Linked DNA regions of Homo sapiens: region 2 is linked to region 1. Evidence: chromatin loops called from intact Hi-C (ENCODE). Cell type or tissue: heart right ventricle. All regions are shown on one strand. Each heading gives the region's core, and the rest is flanking DNA. Links, peaks and the distances in the headings are about the cores only.

The links. Peaks named below come from ENCODE experiments on the same cell type or tissue, not always from the same donor. Only the 100,000 strongest peaks of a DNase experiment are listed, where the experiment ranks them.
Region 2: it touches region 1 in a loop (2.9-fold over the local background); 4 of 110 quality-filtered maps call a loop at or near these places.

Annotation. Positions count from the first base shown.
Region 1 is chr11:122,434,467-122,445,540 of GRCh38, reverse strand. No RefSeq gene overlaps it. Among named protein-coding and RNA genes, the nearest start is that of MIR100HG, 17 kb to the right of the region's middle. RefSeq lists an enhancer at 3,452-4,116. In heart right ventricle, for the core only: no CTCF peak of the experiment used is centred there; DNase peaks (open chromatin) are centred at 4,003, 4,290, 4,540, 5,550 and 1 weaker place; H3K4me3 peaks cover 2,359 bases; H3K27ac peaks cover 4,065 bases.
Region 2 is chr11:122,342,857-122,353,930 of GRCh38, reverse strand. All of the region lies in intron 1 of MIR100HG (mir-100-let-7a-2-mir-125b-1 cluster host gene), which reads left to right. Among named protein-coding and RNA genes, the nearest start is that of MIR100HG, 74 kb to the left of the region's middle. In heart right ventricle, for the core only: no CTCF peak of the experiment used is centred there; a DNase peak (open chromatin) is centred at 4,602; H3K27ac peaks cover 1,977 bases.

The DNA of each region.
Region 1 (11,074 bases), core at 1,871-9,870:
TAAAGATCTAAAAGTAGAACTACCATTTGATCCAGCAATCCCACTACTGGGTATCTACTCAAAGGAAAAGAAGTCATTATACGAAAAAGATATTTGCACACTCATGTTTATAGTAGCATAATTCGCAATTGCAAAAATGTGGGACCAACCCAAATGCTCATCATTCAATAAGTGGATAAAGAAACTGATATACATACATATATATATACACACACAAACACACACTCATAGTGGAATACTACTCAGCCATAAAAGGAATAAATTAATGGCATTTGCACCAACCTGGATGACATTGGAGACTGTTATTCTTAGTGAAGTAACTCAGGAATGGAAAACCAAACATCATATCTTCTCACTCATAAGTGGTAGCTAAGCTATGAGGATGCAAAGGCATAAGAATGATACAATGGACCTTGGGGACTCAGGGGGAAAGGGTAGGAAGGGGATGAGTGATAAAAGATTACAAATTGGGTGCAGTGTGTACTGCTCAGGTGATGAGTGCACCAAAATCTCACAAATCACCACTAAAGAACTTAGTCATGTAACCAAATACCACTTGTTTCCTAATAATCTATGGAAGTAAAAAATTAAAAAAATATATCGGCTGGGCATGGTGGTTCACACCTGTAATCCCAGCACTTTGGGAGGCCGAGGCGGGTGGACCACCTGAGGTCAAGAGTTGCAGGTCAGCCTGGCCAACATGGTGAAAACTCATCTCTACTAAAAATATAAAAATTAGCTGGGTGTGGTGGCGGGTGCCTGTAATCCCAGCTACCCGGGAGGCTGAGACAGGAGAATCGCTTGAACCCAGAGGCAGAGGTTGTAGTGAGCCAAGATAGTGCCATTGCACTCCAGCCTGGGCAACAAGAGCAAAACTCTGTCTCAAAAATAAATAAATAAATTCATTAATTAAAAAAATCATTACCACTATGAGCCTGTCTCACCAATCTCTTTTTTTCCTTCAGAAAGAATATAGACAGATCTTTGTATATAAATACATTTGAATTCTCCTCTATTATATCCCCTCAAGGCAAGGAATCAGATGTTACTCATGCTTGCATTATGAGCACTTAACATATAGGAGGTGATGGGTAAGGGCTGGTTGGATAAATTAGCAAATTAATGAAAAGGGTGGCCTACTTTGCCACATACGAAATTGGGGAACGTACTTGATCCCAAATATCCCTTAAACATTAGGTTCTTCTGGTCTCTGCTATTCTAAGTCCCGTTCTTTTCCCATTTTGCCCTGTTTCCCCAGATGATCTCAGTTACCACCATGACTTGAGTTACCATCTGCCATATGTGAGTCCATCCTGAGACTATATTTTTAGTCCAGATTTGTCTCCGGAAAGCAAGACCCATAATTCCAATTACTTATCAGGAAGCACCAGCAGGTGCTTCTGCAGGCACCTCAGACTCAGTTTAGTCTGCCAAATCCACCCACTTCATTACATCCTCCCGATCTTCCTTCTTTTTCTCCTTCTCCTCTGATGTTCCCTAAACAATGAATGGCAGCATTACTCTGTCAATTGCACAAACACTGGTGTATGGTTAACATAGAGCACATTGCCTGGTGCCTAGTAAGCACTCAATATTTTATTGAGTAAATAAATGCCACACACTAAAATGGCCAAATCAGTTGAAAATGACAGATTTGGTGATTACATTCAGAAATAATCTTAGACTTAATAGTAAAAAGCTAGAATGAGAATAAGCCCAGGGAATTTCCTGTCTTTCACTTTTCCTGCCTTTGAAACATTAAGCAAACCAACATCGCTCATGAGGTCTGAGTTGAAGATCAGACCTAAAGGCTTATATTTGTGATCCTCCGTGAAACTGTCTGAAACAGTTTCCTTTAGACAAATGGGACTTTGTTCATTATGCCCAATCATGGACAGTCTTTATATACATGCCAAGGTAAATTTTTCGAGGTAAGCTTATAGGGATTGAGGATATACTGTGTGCTGTCCTATTGGGAGTAAGGCTGATAACTAACCTTTCATTCTTCTATCCCAGGCTAATATTTGAGGCATCAGTTGCAGGCAAACAGCATGAGCTTTGGGCGTCACACTGGCTTGAGTCTGAATTCCAGCTCCTGCATTTACCAACTTTGTGACTTTGAATAAGTTACTTAAGTTTCTTGAATCTCACTTTCATCTATCATATGGAGACAATATTATGCATAGCATACGGTTATTTGAAAGTAGATGTGTGATAAGTTAAGCATAGTCTCTGAAACAAGGGGTGCTCACTAAATGTGAGCTTTCTTCCCTTCTCTTGTTAGATGTGTGGTGATCTCTAATTAGGTTACTCAACCCACCTTGATTGTCAGTTTCCTCGCCAGTGAATGAAATAATTACACTATCCACAGAGTTGATGTGAGGACTGAGTGATAGTGATTTAAAGTGACTATCACATGATACATAGTGATTATTTAATCACTACTAGATCCCTTTCTTTCTTCCTTCTCAGTAAGGCATGGGAAATGCCTGATTGTATTTTAAGTCTGTCGGAACTTCTAGGTGATCTAGCAAGACATAAACATGGAATATTGTTGCTTTGCTCGTGTGTATAATACAATACTGCTCAACAGAAATGATAAATAGAGGAAACTTGCCATCTTCTCTATGTGACAGTTGCATGCCCCAGCCGACATCATCAGATTTGCCTTGGGGTTTTTCCTCAGGGTGCATGTAACGAATGGAAAAGGACCAATGCCTGAGAAGTCTCATTGGTTACTTGGGGGTGCCACATCCTCTGATTGGTGTAAGCATCAGACAATCCTCATCCACGTATTAACAGCACTTCAATTATTAATCAGGTAGCTGCTGACTTTGGCTAAATCAAGGTATCTTGCCCGACCCTCTGGACTACTCTCTATTCCTTCCTCCCTTCATTCTGCACAATGACCACCTCCCTACACCCCATATATACGAATGCCATTTTGTTAAGAACTGAGTCCATTCCCTTCAAACCCCCAGGATGTTGAGCTTTCTGCTGCTAGCATCTACAACAGTTACAGAAATGACTTGTATTTCTTTAGAAACACATGACTCTAGTAATGAGGAAGCTAGTATAACTTTAGTGAGTATGCCTTTATAATGGTGTGAGTTGGGGAATAGGCATATATGGAGGCCAGTTTCTCTAGCAGGTGCCACACATTGAGATGATAACCATTGTAAAAAGCTATTTTCCAGGACTGATGGGGTAACAGACGAATTTTACCAAATCTCATTGGCTTTACTATTACAGAACCTGTCAAGAATCAGCTTACCTTTAACTGGTTGCCTCAGAAGCCTCCCTGTTTGAATTGCTGTGGGTGTGGAAAGAATGGGGGGTGGTAGATGGAGTTTGACTAGTAAGAAGAGGGAGTGGAGCGGAGCCCATGGCAGCGGAGGCTATAGGGGGAGTTTCCATGTAAGAAACTTTTGGTATCTGGGAACAAACGATTTATTACCTAAACCTCCCACTCGCTTGATAGATTGCTGTTGGCATCTGCGTTATTGGAAAAAAAAAAACAAACTTGCTTCTTAGAAAAAAAATTGATGAGGCAAATACAGGACATTCAAATACAGCAGTGGGAAGGAAAAGAAAGGGGAAAATGCACTTGGCAAGAATTCAGAGACAGCGAGAGCCAATTGTCTTTATTGAAATGGCATTGAATTACAAACTCAAAGGAGGGAGTGGCGTCTCTTTTAGTAGAGAAATAAAAAACCATGCCATCCCTACCCAGTAAACAGTGTAGGGAAAACATTAACAACAACAACTCTATGCAAGGTATTTTTTTTTTTGTTTCGTTTTTTTTTTCTCTTCTTATCTCCAAACAAAGTGATCTGTGCTTGCTACTGAAACACCCTAAATATACTGCCCACATACCCTGGTGGTTAAATTCCCTTCAAGAGGGTGACTGGACCAGGCCAACCCTCTGCCCCCAACCCCCTTCTGGTGGAGGCTCTAAGTCTGATATGTCCCGCCTCTCTGGCCCAGCAGAGCACGTTCGCCAAAGCCCCGCAGATGCAGCACGTTTCCAGAACGCGCACTTTCGCAATGGGCGGCATCTCTCGCTCTCTGATGAAGGGTCAAAAATGAGATTGTGGATGAGAACAATTAGAAACTCTAATTACCCTCCAGGCACCTAACAATTATAAGCCACATTCTTATTTTTATAAGGAATTAGCTACAGATTGGACAGTGCTTGTCATGCTTTGAAACATTTCCTGCGTCTTTCTGGCATCACTCTGTTCTTGTTAGAATGCTGGCGTTTCTCACATCCCCACTACCGCGCTCCCCCCGCCCCCGCGCTGCCCCACCTCTCTCTCTCTGTCTCTATGTGCATGTATATGTATATGTATATGTATATGTATATGTATATGTATATGTATATGTATATGTATATGTGTATGTATATATTTTTTGGGCTTGCCAATTCCCGCACCTTCATATACATTACCCCGTCCTTTCATCTCCAAGATGACCTGAAATGACCTTTTGCTTGGCACGAGACGTGATTCAACTGATAACAAAAGAGTTTGGGGGAGGGTAGGGGCGGTGTCTGTCTGCGCCGGGCTGAGGAAGAGCCAGGAGGGGGGCGGAGAAGGGGGGGACCATATCCATTTAAAGACGAATGCTGCTGCTTTTCGCAGTGCTATTTCCTGTAATTAATTTTCCACATATCACCTATCACACGAAAATAAAAGTTTTTTTTTGTTTGTTTTTTTTTTTTTTTTTTTTTTTTTAAGGCATACCACTCTCTTTGTTTAACCGGAGATCCTGGGCTGTTTAGACGTGTCTGTGGGGGGAGCGGAGGAGGGGGGTTGGGGTGGCAGGCCGGGGGAGGCTGGGCGTCCCCCCCGCAGAGAGGCCCGAGCTCTCCGCCGGAATGTGGGGTCGGAACCCCGCAGCTTTCTTTCTTTCTGCCTGGGTGTTTGCTGCTGGGAGCTTCTTTTCAAAGCCACGGCGCCTGCTAAGGTTCCAGCACGCAGTTCCCTTCCATTTTCCATCTGCAGCCTTTGAGGGGTGTGGGCTTTTCCCAAAGCCTTTATTTCTTTGTCGTTTTAGGAAACCTCAATTTTTGCACTGACTCCAGAACTCCAAATGGATCCCAATAGCAAGTCTCATCGATCGTCCCCCTCCCCCATCTTACTTAGGGAGGAAAAAAAAGAACAAACTATTTATTTGGATACTCAGCGAGGTTGTGAGAGTTGCCACAGCAACAGCTGTGAACCTTGCACAGCAAAAGGCTCTTACTGTAGAGTGTCCTGCCTTCCAAAACATCTCCTCTTTAAAGAGACACTGCTAGCGATACTATATCAGTTTGGTGTGTGTGTACATTGACATATCATCGACACCATTTGAAGAGACAAAGGCAAGTGTTTACTTGGGTGGTTCACAAGATAATTTTAGTCAAGCTTGACCAGATGAGATGTGAGAAGAGAAAAATGGACTGTGGAGTCACGTGGGGACCTGAGATTAGAGAACTTCGTGCCCAGAAGCTTGCGAAATGGTAGAAAGTATTCTAAAGGTGTCCTGTCCCTTCTGGAGGTCATAGCTTGCGTGTGAGCTGGCGGGGTTGATTATGCAGCCGTCCTGTCACCCTCTCCTGCACTTGTCGAAGGGATCTTGACATGAGATAGACGCTCTGAGCTCAGAGACGTGAGGAACTCAGCTTCCTGGGTTCCAGGAAGAACTTCTTTTCCCTGAAGTGCCTCATAGGCTAAAAGTTCCATGAAAAGCAAGAGGTTGCTCCACAGTCCCAGTTTCATACCTTCTGGCTTTCCTCGGAAACCGTGAAGTCGTTAATGCCTCATAGGTATTAATATTTGCTAGTCTCTGCAGATATAAAGGTACAATTAAAGACTAGTCCTTAGCCCCTGCCCTCAAGGAGCTGTCGGTCAAGAAGTGGATTAGGTAAACAGATAAATACAGGGAAGAAGGAGTGACTATGGGGCTGCCAGATCCATTACAGCCACCAGCATGATCCCCATTCATTTCTTAGTTCATGGAATGCCTGACAGAATGCCAATCAACATCCCTTTCCTCTCCTTCTTCAAAAGTGCCTCCTTATAGGAAAAATTGTCATTCTGGGCAGATGGGCGCCCAGAAGCTGCCTTGAGAGTCACACTGTGGAAGGGCACTGCTATCATCTTCAGTGAAAACCTCAGCCCAATTTCCAACCTGCTGTAGAAAAGGAAAAATACTAATATTACTGAGTACCCCTTCCATGTGCCATACATGATGCTATTTATTACACATATAATAAATAACACCTATAATAAATGCTATTTATTAAACCTATAGTAAATGCTATTTTATACCTACAATAAACGCTATTTATTATCCTATTGAATCCTCATGCAGTCTTTCACATGTAGTACCTGGTTTTATCTGAGCCATAGGACATAGGAAATGATCTGAGTGACTTGTTTTCTCAATTACCCCAAGGATGGTGCATAACTAGTACCATTCTATATGATAGAAGAGAAATTGATTCCCTTTATACAATGAATGCTTGAAGGCATTAGTTTTAATTCCCTCTCAGGGTCCCTCTTGAGAAAGTTGTGAAGTATCCTAACTTAACAGACAAGGAAACAGAGACTCAGGGAAATTGCTCAAGATCACACAGCCAACAATGCCAACAATAATGGAAATTTCCTTCCTGACTCAAAAATTTATAATCTTTTGAGATAGTGTGAATAGATTGCTCTATACTTCCATTTGACTATTTAAAAAAATAGAGACCGGGTGCAGTGGCACTTTGGGAGGTCGAGGCAGGCGGAACACCTGAGGTCAGGAGTTTGAGACCAGCCTGGCCAACATGGTGAAACCCCTTCTCTACTAAAAATACAAAAATTAGCTGGCGTGGTGGCACATGCCTGTAATCCCAGTTACTTGGGAGGCTGAGGCGGGAGAATCACTTGAACCTGAGAGGTAGAGGTTGCAGTGAACCAAGATCATGCCACTGCACTCCATCCTGGGCCACAGAGTGAGACTCTGTCTCAATACATAAATAAATAAATAGTTAAGGTTAGAATTTTCAGTGACTGACAGTCATACTGACTTAAAGAGTTAGTTTGATTGGAAGCTCTACAAAGACAAGAACTGAGTCTTTTTTTTTCTTCAGTAATATCTTTCTTGGAATTATCTGTCCAGTTAGGCAAAGATTATCACTAAGAAAACCATCATTCATAGTGAAGGGAACACCTTGCTTTTAATAACTCAAACCATTGCCACTCAGCCTGACCACTTACCAGACTTAACCTCACATGACTTTTAAAATCAAACATATCTTCAAAGACTGGAGACATTTGTCATTGAAATCAAACAACAAGCCTTTAGCTCTAAGGCCACTGCAAGAGAAGAGCTGCTAATTCTTGCTAGCAATACCGACCTGTTTGGCAAAGGTGAGAGCTTTTAAAAGCATCATAGTCATTTGTAAGAGTTTTGCTATGACCTCCTCTTTTGTACAGTAAGTTCTCAGTTCAGACCCTGCATCCTTGGGCAAATTACTCAACCCCTCTATTCTTCTTTCTTTTTGTTTTCTTTTAAGATAGGGTCTTGCTCTGTCACCCAGGCTGGAATACAGTGGCACAATCATGGCTCACTGCAACCTTGAACTCTTGGGCTCAAGCGATCCTCCTGCTTCAGCCTCCTGAGTATGTGGAGCTACAGGCATGCACCACCATGCCTTGCTAATTTTTAAAAGTTTTTTGTAGAGACAGGTCTCACTGTGTTGCCAAGGCTGGTCCCAAACTCCTAGCCTGAAGCAATCTTCCCATCTCAGCCTCCCAAAGTGTTGAGATTACTGGCATGGGCCACCTCACCCATCTGACCCCGTTATTCCTTAATTTCACATGAAAAGTGGAGGAATAGTAGCATTTATGACATAGGATCATGGTAAGGATTGCCCTGAGATTAAACGTGTACAGCATTTAGCGCAGTACCTGGCTCATATGAAATGCTATTTATTATGCCATTATTATGTGAATTATTATCATCACTTTTATTTATATTAGAATTGATTGATTAAAATGGATAGTTGACATTTTCTTTCCCATGCCATGGGTGGACCCTAAGCTGTACTGTGAAGCTGATAAGGCTTTTCTTTTTCAACTCTCTGTTTTTCTATCACCATGTCACTACTTCTCTTATTTTTAAACATCCATTTGTCCTGGCATTCCCTTTCTTCTTTCCCTAGCCTGCTCAAACAAAACAAAAAAATCTTGTTCTTAAAATGGCTCTGTGATTAATCATTTACACTAGGGATCAGCAAGATTTCCCTTTTTTTTATTATTATACTTTAAGTTTTAGGGTACATGTGCACATTGTGCAGGTTAGTTACATATGTATACATGTGCCATGTTGGTGTACTTGCACCCATTAACTCTTCATTTAACATTAGGTATATCTCCTAATGCTATCCCTCCCCCCTCCCCCCACCCCACAACAGTCCCCAGTGTGTGATGTTCCCCTTCCTGTGTCCACGTGTTCTCACTGTTCAATTCCCACCTATGAGCGAGAACATGCGGTGTTTGGTTTTTTGTCCTTGTGATAGTTTGCTGAGAATGATGGTTTCCAGCTTCATCCATGTCCCTACAAAGGACATGAACTCATCATTTTTTATGGCTGCATAGTATTCCATGGTGTATATGTGCCACATTTTCTTAATCCAGTCTATCATTGTTGGACATTTGGGTTGGTTCCAAGTCTTTGCTATTGTGAATAGGATCAGCAAGATTTTTCTAGAAAGAGCCAAATAGTAAATATTTTAGGCTTTACAGGCCTTACAGTCTCATTGCAACAGTTCAACTCTGATGTTGCAGTGCAAAACCAGTCATGGCCAATATGTAAATGAAAGAGTGGGACACGTTCTGATAAAACTTTATCTATGGACACTGAAGTTAGTTGAATTTCTTGGAATGTTTACATGTCACAAAATATTATTCTTTTATTTTTTTCAAGCATTTGTAAATATAAAAAACATTCTTGCCTGTATTGCTGACCCACAATATATACTTGACCATGAGTTCAACCACTATGACATGCTCGGGAATATTGCATTTCATACTTTCAAGTTCCAGAAGAATATACAGGAAACACTACTTTGGGGGCAGTGCCATGAATAGTGTTGGTGCTAATGGCAGCCTCCTCCCTTGGCTCTCTTTGGAAAGGAAACCTGGCAGAGTGTGACCCAGGTTAGCCAACTGAATATATTCATTTACTGGAAAACATCCAGGCATCTGGGAAGAGGCAGCAAAAAGAGCACTATTTGTGATGTCGAACTTGGCTTCAGTCAAATTTGGATTCTAATCCCTTAGTGGTGTTTTGATTTGGGCAAGTCACTTAAAGTCTTTACGCTTCAATTTTCCTAACTATAAAAGTAGAAATAATAATGCCTGTCTTGAAGAGTATAAGACTGAATTATATATAGTCACTGTATGTGACAATGTATATTAAGAGGATGATAATTACAACATGGTGGACATTTCATAAATGCATGAAGAGGATTAACAGGCACTCAGCTCATGTTTCCTTCAATCATTTATTGGTGGGGGAAGGAGGGTTCAATCTTTGTTGTTGTGAAATACAAGAATAGGAAGGTTGGACATGGTGGTACTTCTGGTATTTAAAAAAAGGTTCTCTGACCTTTTGCAGGGGGCAGGTGCGGGGACTAGTGAGAAGACAGGACATTTTTGGCACAGAAAAAAATAGACCTTTTAACCCAAGTGAAATGCAATCTTGTAGTGCAGAAGCAGTGGCTCTGTCATCAGGTTAGGGCTCAGCTCAAGATGACACTGATTTATGAAAGGACAATCAAAGTGTCAGTGCCATTTCTGGACTGGTGTCTTCAGGCAGGCGTCCATTATTACTCATGTAGGCACCAAGGGAAAACTTTCCTTCACCTTCTGAAGGTTCGCCGAAAAATCAACTGAGAACATGCGGATTAATAAGGGAAAGGTATCCAAATTTATTAACGTGCACATGGAGGAAAACGATGGAGTGATTACTCCAGTAGGGTAGAGAAGTTTATATATCATACCATCTTGAGATTACAGAAAGAATGGGGGCTTGGATCATGGCAAGACAGGTTATTGGAGGGGGAAAAGAGGAGGCCTGGCTAGCAAAGGTGGTCTTGTTATGTAGATGAAATTTCACAGGTAGCAACTCTCAGAGAAAATAGATGGTGAATGTTTCTTTCAGACCTTTAAAGATATTAGACTCTCTGTTAACTTTTCTCAGATCAGGCAAGGGAAGACCATCAGCGAAAGACTGGCTGCATCAATGGAGATTTTCTCTACAAGTGCAAATCTCCCTCACAAAAGGCAACTTTGCAGGGCTACTCCTGTTTGCAGGCCCTCTGAACAGCCATCTCAAAATATGTTAAACAAATATATTTTGGGGTGAAATACTTTGATTTTCTTCACTTGGTTCCCACATGAATCAGGGCTTTGGAAAGTGAATCAGGACTGCTTGAGAAGGTCTGTTTGTGCAGATAAGGGAGGTGTTTCCACGTGTGTGTGTGTGTGTGAGAGAGAGAGAGGAGAGGGAGAGAGGAGAGAGGGAAAAGTATACTTTTGTACTCACTGATAAGTCTTATGGATGAAGAAAAACAGAAGCAGTGTGGCCTGGAAGTTTAGAAACACACTGGAGACAGCTCATTCTAAAGATTGTACTCCTTCTCAGTACCAGGTTCTGAACTGAGGGAAAAAGACTCCTTTTGTCTTGAGGGAGCTTACAGGTGCACATTTTTTTATATATGACAAATGAGGTTAATTTGTATTAAAATAATTTACGTAATATTTCTGATAAATAGATGACTTTTAATCAAATTAAAGAAATTGACCTTTAGCATATAAAAAACTTTTTTCTCTCTGATTTTATCGACATGTAAATATGATGTAAGCACAATTTTTATTTAAGATGAGATCTGGGTTTAGTTTCTCATGATTTAAGATTTTCTTAAAGTTTAAAAATTTCTACATAAATTCTATGTGTTCAGTAAGTTATTTCTACAAATTGGTGAAGAAGTAAAAGAATATTGAATCATATTTAACTATATGAACTTGTAAGAATGCAT
Region 2 (11,074 bases), core at 1,220-9,219, 91 kb after region 1:
AAATTATACTTGTCCATTTGAAAGGACCAAAGACTACCATCCTTTCCGTAAAGAACACCTGGAAATTTGCATCAGATATTAGTGACCTTCAGTAACTATCCATCCATAGTAGCAGAAGGAGTGTCTGTCTCTCATTACCAAGCTCAGTACTTTTTAGTGTCTCCTGAGGATAGTTAATGGGAGGATAGTTAATGGGAGGAGTGACCTGATGGGTCTTCATCAGGGAGCTGGATAGGAAGGATTTGAGGTGGGAGGAGGTAGTGTCTCAGTATGTGTCTCCAGTAGAGGACTGCATACGCTATTTTCTAGGATCAAAAAGTTACGGTTTTGGAATTTTCCGTTCTTTTGTATTTTCATTGTTTCTTCCTCCCCTTAGTTCCATTTAAATTTGGCTACAAGTTTTACGGTTTCTGCTGTGGTGAATTTCACTATATATCCTTAAAGCTGATCCCAGACTGTCTTACCTGCACTAGATTTTGAGGAAAGCAGTGTGAATCGTAGCATAAGCCATGTTTTACGGGGTTTCTGCTGCAATGTCATCTCTAGTAGTATTGCCGAATAGAAATAAAATGCAGGTCACATATACAGTTTAAAATTTTATGGTAACTACATCAAAAAAGTAAAAATAAACAGTTAAAATTAATTTTAATAATATATTTTATTTAAGCCCTTATATCTAAAGTATATCATAAAATTCATATAAAAACTATTAATGATATATTTTACATGGTTTTACTAAGTCTACGCATTTTGAAGTGTATTTTATACTTCCCACACATCTCCATTTGGACTAGCACATTTCAGGCATTCAATAGCCATGTTTTGTATGACTAATGGTTAGTGTCTTGGGCAGTGCAGGTGTATAGTTGTGAATAGACAATTTTTTTTTATTATACTCTAAGTTCTAGGGTACATGTGCACAATATGCAGGTTTGATACATAGGTATACATGTGCCATGTTGGTGTGCTGCACCCATCAACTCATCATTTACATTAGGTATTTCTCCTAATGCTATCCCTCCTCCAGCCCCCCACCCCCTAACAGGCCCCAGTGTGTGATGTTCCCTACCCTGTGTCTAAGTGATCTCATTGTTCAATTCTCACCTATGAATGAGAACACGCGGTGTTTGGTTTTCTGTCCTTGTGATAGTTTGCTAAGAATGATGGTTTCCAGCTTCAACCATGTCCCTGCAAAGGACATGAACTCATCCTTTTTTATGGTTGCATAATATTCTATGGTGTATATGTGCCACATTTCCTTAATCCAGTCTATCATTGATGGACATTTGGGTTGGTTCCAAGTCTTTGCTATTGTGAATAGTGCCTCAATAAACATACGTGTGCATGTGTCTTTATAGTAGCATGATTTATAATCCTTTGGGTATATACCCAGTAATGGGATTGCTGGGTCAAATGGTAATTCTAGTTCTAGATCCTCGAGGAATCGCCACACGGCCTTCCACAATGGTTGAACTAATTTACCCTCCCACCAACAGTGTAAAAGTCATCCTATTTCTCCACATCCTCTCCAACATCTGTTGTTTCCTGACTTTTCAATGATTGCCATTCTAACTGGCATGAGATGGTATCTCATTGTGGTTTTGATTTGCATTTCCCTGATGACCAGTGATGATGAGCATTTTTTCATGTGTCTGTTGGCTGCATAGATGTTTTCTTTTGAGAAGTATCTGTTCATATCCTTTGCCTACTTTTTGATGGGATTGTTTGTTTTTTTTCTTGTAAATTTGTTTGAGTTCTTTGTAGATTCTGGATATTAGCCTTTTGTCAGATGGGTAGATTGCAAAAATTTTCTCCTGTTGTGTAGGTTGCCTGTTCACTCTGATGGTAGTTTCTTTTGCTGTGAAGAAGCTGTTTAGTTTAATTCGATCCTGTTTGTCTATTTTGGCTTTTGTTGCCATTGCTTTTGGTGTTTTAGTCATGAAGTCCTTGCCCATGCCAATGTCCTGAATGGTATTGCCTAGGTTTTCTTCTAGGGTTTTTATAGTTTTAAGGTCTAACATTTAAGTGTTTAATCCATCTTGAATTAATTTTTGTATACAGTGTAAGGAAGGGACACAGTTTCAGCTTTCTGCATATGGCTAGCCAGTTTTCCCAGCACCATTTATTAAATAGGGAATCTTTTCCCCATTTCTTGTTTTTGTCAGGTTTGTCAAAGATCAGATGGTTGTAGATTTGTGGTGTTATTTCTGAAGCCTCTGTTCTGTTCCATTGGTCTATATATCTGTTTTGGTAGTAGTACCATGCTGTTTTGGTTACTGTAGCCTTGTAGTATAGTTTCAAGTCAGGTGGCATGATGCCTCCAGCTTTGTTCTTTTTGCTTAGGATTGTCTTGGCAATGTAGGCTCTTTTTTGGTTCCATATGAACTTTAAAGTAGTTTTCTCCAATTCTGTGAAGAAAGTCATTGGTAGCTTGATAGGGATAGCGTTGAATCTACAAATTACTTAGGGCAGTATGGCCATTTTCACGATATTGATTCTTCCTATCCATGAGCATGGAATATTATTCCATTTGTTTGTGTTCTCTTTTGTTTCCTTGAGCAGTGATTTGTGGTTCTCTTGAAGAGGTCCTTCACATCCCTTGTAAGTTGGATTCCTAGGTATTTTATTGTCTTTGTAGCGATTGTGAATAGGAGTTTACTCATGATTTGGCTTTCTGTTTGGTGCATAGACAAAGTTTTAACAAATATTCTTAAAAGTATTTCTGAATTATTTATCACAAAGTCACAATCTGATATAAATTACCATTCATTTTCTCTTCAAGGCTTTCTCTTTATCAAGGAAATTGTCCCCTACTTTTTTAGGAATGGGGGAATGTTAGAGGATTCTAATATTTACCAGCAGGGAAGGGGTTAATATATGTTTTGTCAAACTTACCATTCACTTTGGTGGTTACCAGTTAGTAGTAAAATTAACTATAGCATAAGTGAATTTTAACTTTCATTTTGCTCCATGCTTTGCTATAACTTGAGCTCATAGTTACCTAAGAACCAAGAAATGACAAGACTGTTGATCTCAGATAGTGGTTGGAATTTGACCATGTGGATTTGAACCCGATACTAATAGTTATTGCACTTTACATGGCTTCCACACATTCCTAATTTTTGATGCCATCATCCTTCATATTAATGTTTTGTGCTTATTTTTACGTGGTTGTGCTCTCATGAAGAAAAAGGATGCCTTTTATACTTGCAGTTTCTCATCTCCGCTCAACCAAAGGAGGTCTTATGGGCAGGGACTATGACTAAAAGGGCAGTCAAGTGGCATGAATTCCTGCAAAATTAGAGGCAGTCATGTGGCATGAATACCTGCAAAGGCTTGGCATCCTATTCTTGGACTAAAGACCTAATTCTGCTTGGGAACAATATCACAAATATCTATCTGGGACTTTAGTTATTGGAAGTTACATACCTCTACAGGGGAATGATAATTACTGGTGATAATTATTTATCTTTGAACACCAACCATGAGCAAAGCATGGTGGTAGGTGCTGTGAGAGTTCCAGAAAGAAATGCCATCCTTCCGCCCCCAAGAAGCTTAGTTTGATGGTAAAGATAAACACAAGACATAGAGTCCTAGCTAAGACACTAAAGTGCTAACACAAAGGTATCAGCAGATACTCAGATGACCCCATGGTACTGTAAGATGCAGAAAACAAATCCTACCAGAGACTGCTACATGCCAGATTTAGCAGGTACTAAAGACAATTATAATGAAGGCATAGTTTATCTTCCTGAGGATCTCCTAGCCTACTGTGAGAAGTGGGTAAAAAAAAAAAACAACCAACTGATTACAATGCCATGTGAGATATGGCAGAATGGAGACATTGACAAAACTCCAGAAACACAGATTAAGGAGACACTCCATCCTCCAGTCCAAGTAGGAAACAGATCTTCAGAGGCAAAGACGATGGGGCTAGTTTTCAAAATAGGATTCACTTGCAGAAAAATGGGAGGAAGGCAGCTTGGAGAGAAATAGGAGTAGGAGTGAAGGCAAAGGTGGTTCTGGAGCTGGTGAACCCTGAGGAAAACCATCCCTCTGTAAGTTGCATTCTTCCAGGATCATCTGCTTCTGTCTTAGGATATTTGATTTAAATTATCTGGCCATGTTGTTTTTTCTCCTGTTTGTGGACGTTCATGATGAAGAATGGAAATTAAAATTTTCACTATTTTTTTTAAAGTGCCACATCAATGACAATTTTAGTTTAGTCACTATTATAGAGAGGGCCAGGTTGTGGTGGCGAGAAAGTTATTAAGTGGCTGAGGAAAGAAGGTGGAACTGAGAGCATCTCCCTGGCCTGGGATGCTTAAAATCCTTTTTGAAATAGAGTTTTTCAACATAAATGAAGAAAGAATTTGATACATTTTAGCTGTGATGGAGGTGGTATTGGGAGCACACGTGTGTGCATTGAGGGGCTCAGAAGGTTGTACAGGAGATGAGTTTAGGAAGAGGCTTGAGATTCCCTTGAACAAGTGATAGGAGCCTCTGACTCCTGACTGTAATATAGCCATGAAAGTTTCTCATGAATGGGTAGACATGAGAAATTGCTGTAGAAGGAAGAGCGTGGCTGCCTCCAGGCCAGTCCAAGGACGGTGCGGCAGGGTCCTGCTTATGGCCGTTCTTTACTGTGTCAGAATGCATCAGACAACTGAGAGTGCTACGGCTTTTATAGCCCAGTTGGAAAGGTGCCTAGTGATTAGAGACAGGAGATTCTGAGGTCTGTCCTCTATCCCTAACACCCTCTCTGTTAGTGACATACTGTCTGATATTCCATCCCTTGGTGAGGAGAAACTGTGTTGGGACTCTACAAATATGCCAAGCCTGGATAACATTGGCGAAATCGTTAATATCTCCAAGGAAGCTGCATTTTAAAGAAAGCACGCATACAAAAATACCCCTACAATTTCTCCCTGAGTTCTTTGCTTTAGATATCTTTTTCCTCTTAATTTAGAAAGAGTTCCTGAAGGCAGTGAGTTCATGGGGAAAAAAGAAGAAAGTTTTGTGTTCAGGAACGTGTGTTTTGGAGACAGCATGTTCTGAACACCAGCTGGGGACAAGAAAATGTGGCAAGAAGATTATGGAGGAAGGCTGTGGACTGAGACTTAAAGAGACCCAGATGTATCCCAGGCTCTTCACTTAGTAGCTATTTTAACTGGAGCAAGTCATTAAACTTAATTGAGATAAATTTTGTTACCTGTAAAATGGGCATAATAGTACCTTTTAATATGATTTTAACAAAGGTAAAATAATAGATGATACTTTTGAAACTTTCCAGATTTTGCAGTGCAAAATTACAGATAGATAGGAAAGGAGTATGATAGATACTTACAGATAGATAGGAAAGGAGTATGATTATTGCTGCCATTAGGAAGAGAAAATCTGTCTGAATTCTTTGGAATAACAAATAGTTATGAGAGTGCTGTGTGGATTGGACAACAGTCAGCCAAGGTCTTTGGAACCTAGAATGGAGAATGGTTTGATCATTTATTTGTTTTATTTCCCAAATAAAGAATGATCAGAATGCTGAAGAATTATTTTAAAATAATGTAACTTAATCTCTATCAGTAGAAAGAATAATACTAACTTTCCAGACATTGAATTAGGCCAAGTGCAGTGGCAATGTTAATGAGAAGAGTTTTGCTTCTATAGAAAATGGTGTCATAAGGCTGGGTGCAGGGGCTCACGCCTGTGATCCCAGCACTTTGGGAGGCCAAGGTGGGTGGATCACTTGAGGTTAGGAATTTGAGACCAGCCTGGCCAACATAGTGAAACGCCGTATCTACCAAAAAATACAAAAATTAGCTGGGTGTGGTGGTGTGTGCCTGTAATCTCAGCTACTTGGGAGGCTGAGACATGAGAATCACTTGAACCTGGGAGGCGGAGGTTGCAGTGAGCTGAGATCACACCACTGCACTCCAGCCTGGGAAGACAGAGTGAGACTCTGTCTCAAAAAAAAAAAAATGGTGTTGTAATAATGGAAAATTGGCTTTTTGAATATATGTATGAATTGGATACATTACTGGCTGTTTTCTAAAGTAGAGAGGGCAGTGAACTTGTGGCTACACAGCATATTGATTATTTGCATAGAAATCATGACTCAATCGCTAGTGAGAGAGAAAGGGGGAGATTAGGCTATTTGACCCTCAAGCAAGTGGGAATTGGAAAATGTCAGGAGTGTGTGACAGGAAGATAGATTCTAGAACCAGAGGAAGGTGAAAAGGAATAAATACAATAATCAGATCTCCTGTGATGCCTTAAAACTGAACTGGCAACCAATTTTGTTTTAGCATTTTGTGTGCTCAGTTGATGACATATTACATACAATACATGGTGGCTTATATTGATGCCAACTCCCTTCTATGTCCTAGGCATTCCTGGGTGTTTGTTAAGTGAACAAAGCATGTGCTGATGTGCTCAGCTGAGCACTTTTGGAATCTCCAATAGAAAGCCATTGAATTACCTTCCATGAAGGTGGAGGGTAAAGGAGTATTGAATATGTAGAGTGATAAAATTCACAAGGAAAAGGATTGCTTATAAAATCGCATGTAATATTCATTTATTTTAATAGTGTTAACTGTACTATGAAAACTAAATGATAATTAAAAAATTGAATGTATTGGCCGGGCACAATGGCTCATGCCTGTAATCCCAGCACTTTGGGAGGCTGAGACAGGCAGATCACAAGGTCAGGAGCCCGAGACCAACCTGACCAACATGGTGAAGCCCCGTCTGTGCTAAAAAAATACAAAAATTAGCCGGGCGTGGTGGCACATGCCTGTAATCCCAGCTACTCAGGAGGCTGAGGCAGGAGAATTGCTTAAACCTGGGAGGCGGAGGTTGCAGTGAGCCAAGATCGTGCCACAGCACTCCAGCCTGGCCAACAGAGCAAGACTCCGTCTCAAAAAAAAAAAAAAATTGAATGTATTATGACTATGTTGCATCTCTATGATACAGATTTCTATTTTTTTAGTATTACCTATTTTTTAATCATACATCATATTAATTGAGTATGTACTATGTGGAGTCCTGGGTGTATATATAAGAATAATCTTCATTAGCAAATGTCAGAGTGAGGTCAAGCAACTTCATAACTGAACAGTAACTAGAGGCTTGGTAATTACTAAAGCATTGGGACAAGGGTAGCTTCAAATGAATAGGAAGAATCACCCCAGTAGTTTTTGTTGTGTCTCTTTTCTGGCAGTGTGGTATCACAGATATCCTCGGACCTTGCAAGGATTCCAAGTTGTAAGTGTTGAGGTTATCTAGAGAATTAGAGATGCGAATGAGTTAGCTGCTCCCTGCCATGTCTCTAGGACTTGGGCACTCTCTTTAGATCTCATTGACACATGTGTAACAAGTTGTCCTAAAGATGTGTTTAAGACTTTCTTGATAGAATAAAATCTAAATGTGGGCAGGAGTTGGTCTATCCTGGTCACAACTGCATCTCCAGTTTCTCACTTTGTATCTGAAACAGACTGGGAATTTCATAAATTAAAAAAACTATATTTGTTGGAAAAAAGTCTTCCCTAAAGTAGAAAGATCCTTTGAAGTTTAAATGTACATCGTACAACTCTGAGGCCACTAGGTGAAATTGGGAAAAGACTTGGAAATGAACACTTTTAGAATCACTGCATTTCTTCCAATAAACAATGCATCCCATGATCACAGGAGCACTTGTGCACGTGTGTTCACAAACACATGCATATCCACATAGACTTATTTCTGTCCACTTTTTGGCCCACTGATCTTTGCTATCTAATTTAGAAATAGAAGCTTGGAAAGGTGACATGAATGGAAAGTTGTACTTCACAGGTTACAGGCCTTAAAGATAGTGTATCATTAAAGGAAGAAACCCTTTCTTATGAAACTGCCTGCATTTTTCTTTTTTGGCAAGTTTTTCCTCTCTTTTTGCAACTTTCCTTCTTCCTTAGAGGATTCTTTAAGTCCTATCCGTCATCTCGTTTACTGAAATGTACCTCATTTGGGAATGAAGCATTTTTGGCATAGCTGGGAGCTTTTAATGGAAATATGAAAGAAGATATCTCTGACATATATAATACCTTCAATATGTTTCCATAGATTGAATGATCTCTGATGCGTTACTCGAGATTCATAACGACAGATGGGCTGAGGGGAAGGAGGCACACTCCTTAAGTGGGGATTTCTTTAGAAACCAGCACTCCTTCCAAGGTGCTTTCAGCTATTCTTAGCAATTGGGGTTCAGCAATTCACCCCAACAGAAGTAGATTTCTGCCAAAAGGCTGCCCATGGGAGCTTTGTTGCCTAGCATTTTACTCCAAACAAGAGGCGAGCGAGGCAGTGTAGTCTAAGACTTAGAGAAACCTGCAGCCCGGACGATTACGTTCCTGTTTTCAGCTGTGTGGCCTTGGTCAAGTTACTTGACTTCTTTGAACCTATGTATGTTCAGTCATGTAATGGGAGAAGTAGTTTCTGTGTACTTTCAAATTCTGAAATAAGTTATGAGCAAATTTTTAGATAATGGTGGAGATTATGAAGGTTTTGGTGTTCTTCGAAACTATCTTTAAAATTTTTTATTTTTTTATTTTTTTATTTTTGAGACGGAGTCTCGCTCTGTTGCCCAGGCTGCAGTGACGCGATCTCAGCTCACTGCAAGCTCCGCCTCCTGGGTTCACGCCATTCTCCTGCCTCAGCCTCCCGAGTAGCTGGGACTACGGGCGCCCGCCACCACGCCCAGCTAATATTTTGTATTTTTAGTAGAGACGTGGTTTTACCGTGTTAGCCAGGATGGTCTCAATCTCCTGACCTCGTGATCCGCCCGCCTCGGCCTCCCAAAGTGCTGGGATTACAAGCCTGAGCCACGGCGCCCAGCCTTAAATTTTACTTTAAGTTCCGGGATACATGTGCATAATGTGCAGGTTTGTTACATAGGAAGCAACTATCCTCTTTTTAAGAAAAATATTTAGAGTGGAAATAATTAGAAGGGATGTTTCTTTTCCATTTTTGTTTTCCTCAAACCCATGTTTGAAAAACTCAAAATTTTCTCAAATGCAAATCACACATTTCAGGATAATGCAGAATTTCATTTTGGGGTGAGAGGGGTGAGCGATGGTGTGATTTGACTACAAATTCTGGGGCTAAGAAAGTTTAAAAACCACCTAAATGAAAATGTAGGCTTAGTATCAATAACTGAACAGTATTTAGCGATGTTTCACTGTATTGTCACTCTAAAAGCATCTTTTCCCTTCTCTTGTTTTATTTTGTTTTTACTACCCTCTCTGACTTGTGACATTCTAAATCAATGGACTATTTTATATGCTGTCTTTCTTAGCTACATTCCATGAGCTTGAGCTGTTTATCAGAATCTGCCTTTTTCTAATCATGTTTTTGACTCACACACAATCTAGTTGCCTGTCTTCACCACACCCATGCATTATGCTGACAGAGCCTTGGGTTTTTTCCAGCATAGTTTTCCCATCTGGGGCATGTGGTTGTTATTGTAGCAAGATAGATAAAATATCTACGTAAAGATGTACTCGGGCCAAACCCAGAATATATTCCGAGATTTATGGCTTGTTAGAGTAGAAGAGAATGGAGAGGTCTTTGAAACTGATGCCTTAATTTTGCAGATGATGCAAGAGGGACTTGGAGAGGTAAAGTGATTGGGCATCACAGAGCTTGTGGTTCATCAGGGCCACCACTACCTTTGGAAGGAAATACAATGAAAGAAACCCTACAGTATCTTCCTGGATTAATTTAGAATTCTTTGCTGGAAATTACTAGGGCCATTGAAGGTATAGAATCAAACATATTATTTTCTTTCTCTGAACTAATAAGAATATTCATCAAATTGGGAAAACATTATCCGATTGTAGATTACAAAGGAAAAGGCATCTATCCATAGCAGTTAGCCTAATGGATGTTCAAATATCTTTTGAAAATATAGAGTAGAATGATTATAAATAGGCCAGGCATGGTGGCTCACGCCTATAATCCCAGCACTTTGTGAGGTCGAGGTGGGTGGATCACCTGAGGAGTTTGAGAGGTGATCTCGAACCTGAGGGTAGATCAGGAGTTCGAGACCAGCTTGACCAACAAGGTGAAACCCCGTCTCTACTAAAAATACAAAAATTAGCCAGGCATGGTGGCAGGCGACTGTAGTCCCAGCTACTCAGGAGGCTGAGACAGGAGAATTGCTTAAACCCAGGAGGCAGAGGTTGCAGTGAGCCAAGATCGTGCCCCTGCACTCCAGCCCGGGTGACAGAGCGAGACACCTTCTCAAAAACAACAACAACAAAAAGAGTGATTATAAATAAAAATTTTCTCTTTTTGTGTCTTTCGCATGCCAATCATGCCAGCTATACTCAGCCAGCCACTGCATACCTTCCCCTCCTCTGTCCCCTGATTCTAGCCTAAACACTCACTGCAAAGATATCCTCATTAATTTTTTTCAGTGGCTTTTTTCCTTGTCTAATCTCAGCCCATCTCCAAATGCCTGGCTTGGCAACCTTAAACTCCATTCTGCCTGTGGTTCTTAGATTTAGTGTTTGGTCTTGGTCTCACTGGTGTTTGGCTATTAATCTTTTCAGTAGATAAAGAGACGAGGGCTAAATGAAAACCGTGGCAAGCCTGAAACTGCAAGTGGAAGCAGGAGCTCTTCAAGTTGGGATTTGATGCAGGGATCATGCATTCATCACAGAATCACAGTGATGAGATGTGAACACAAATGGAGGTTCCTTTATGTCAGGGACAAATGAGTATGTTCTGGCCAGATTGCCTCCTTTAGGAAATCCTGTTCTCCACCAATACCAGTGAGATGCACGGAACTTTCATTACGTGAACATTCTATCTCATGTCCAGAGTTTTAGGATTCGTGACCCCTCTACATTTCCCAGCCATTGTTTAAGTCCTCTTCTCCACTGAGTTTACTGGCCATAGTTGTGGTACACAACCTTGTTCTTCTGAGTGAACACTCTATTTACTTTCTATGACCAGGGCTTCCTTTCTGGCTGTACCTTTGTTTCTTCTCTTTAGTTTAATTACAAAGCTTTCAGAGAATAGTCCCCTTTTTTGCTAC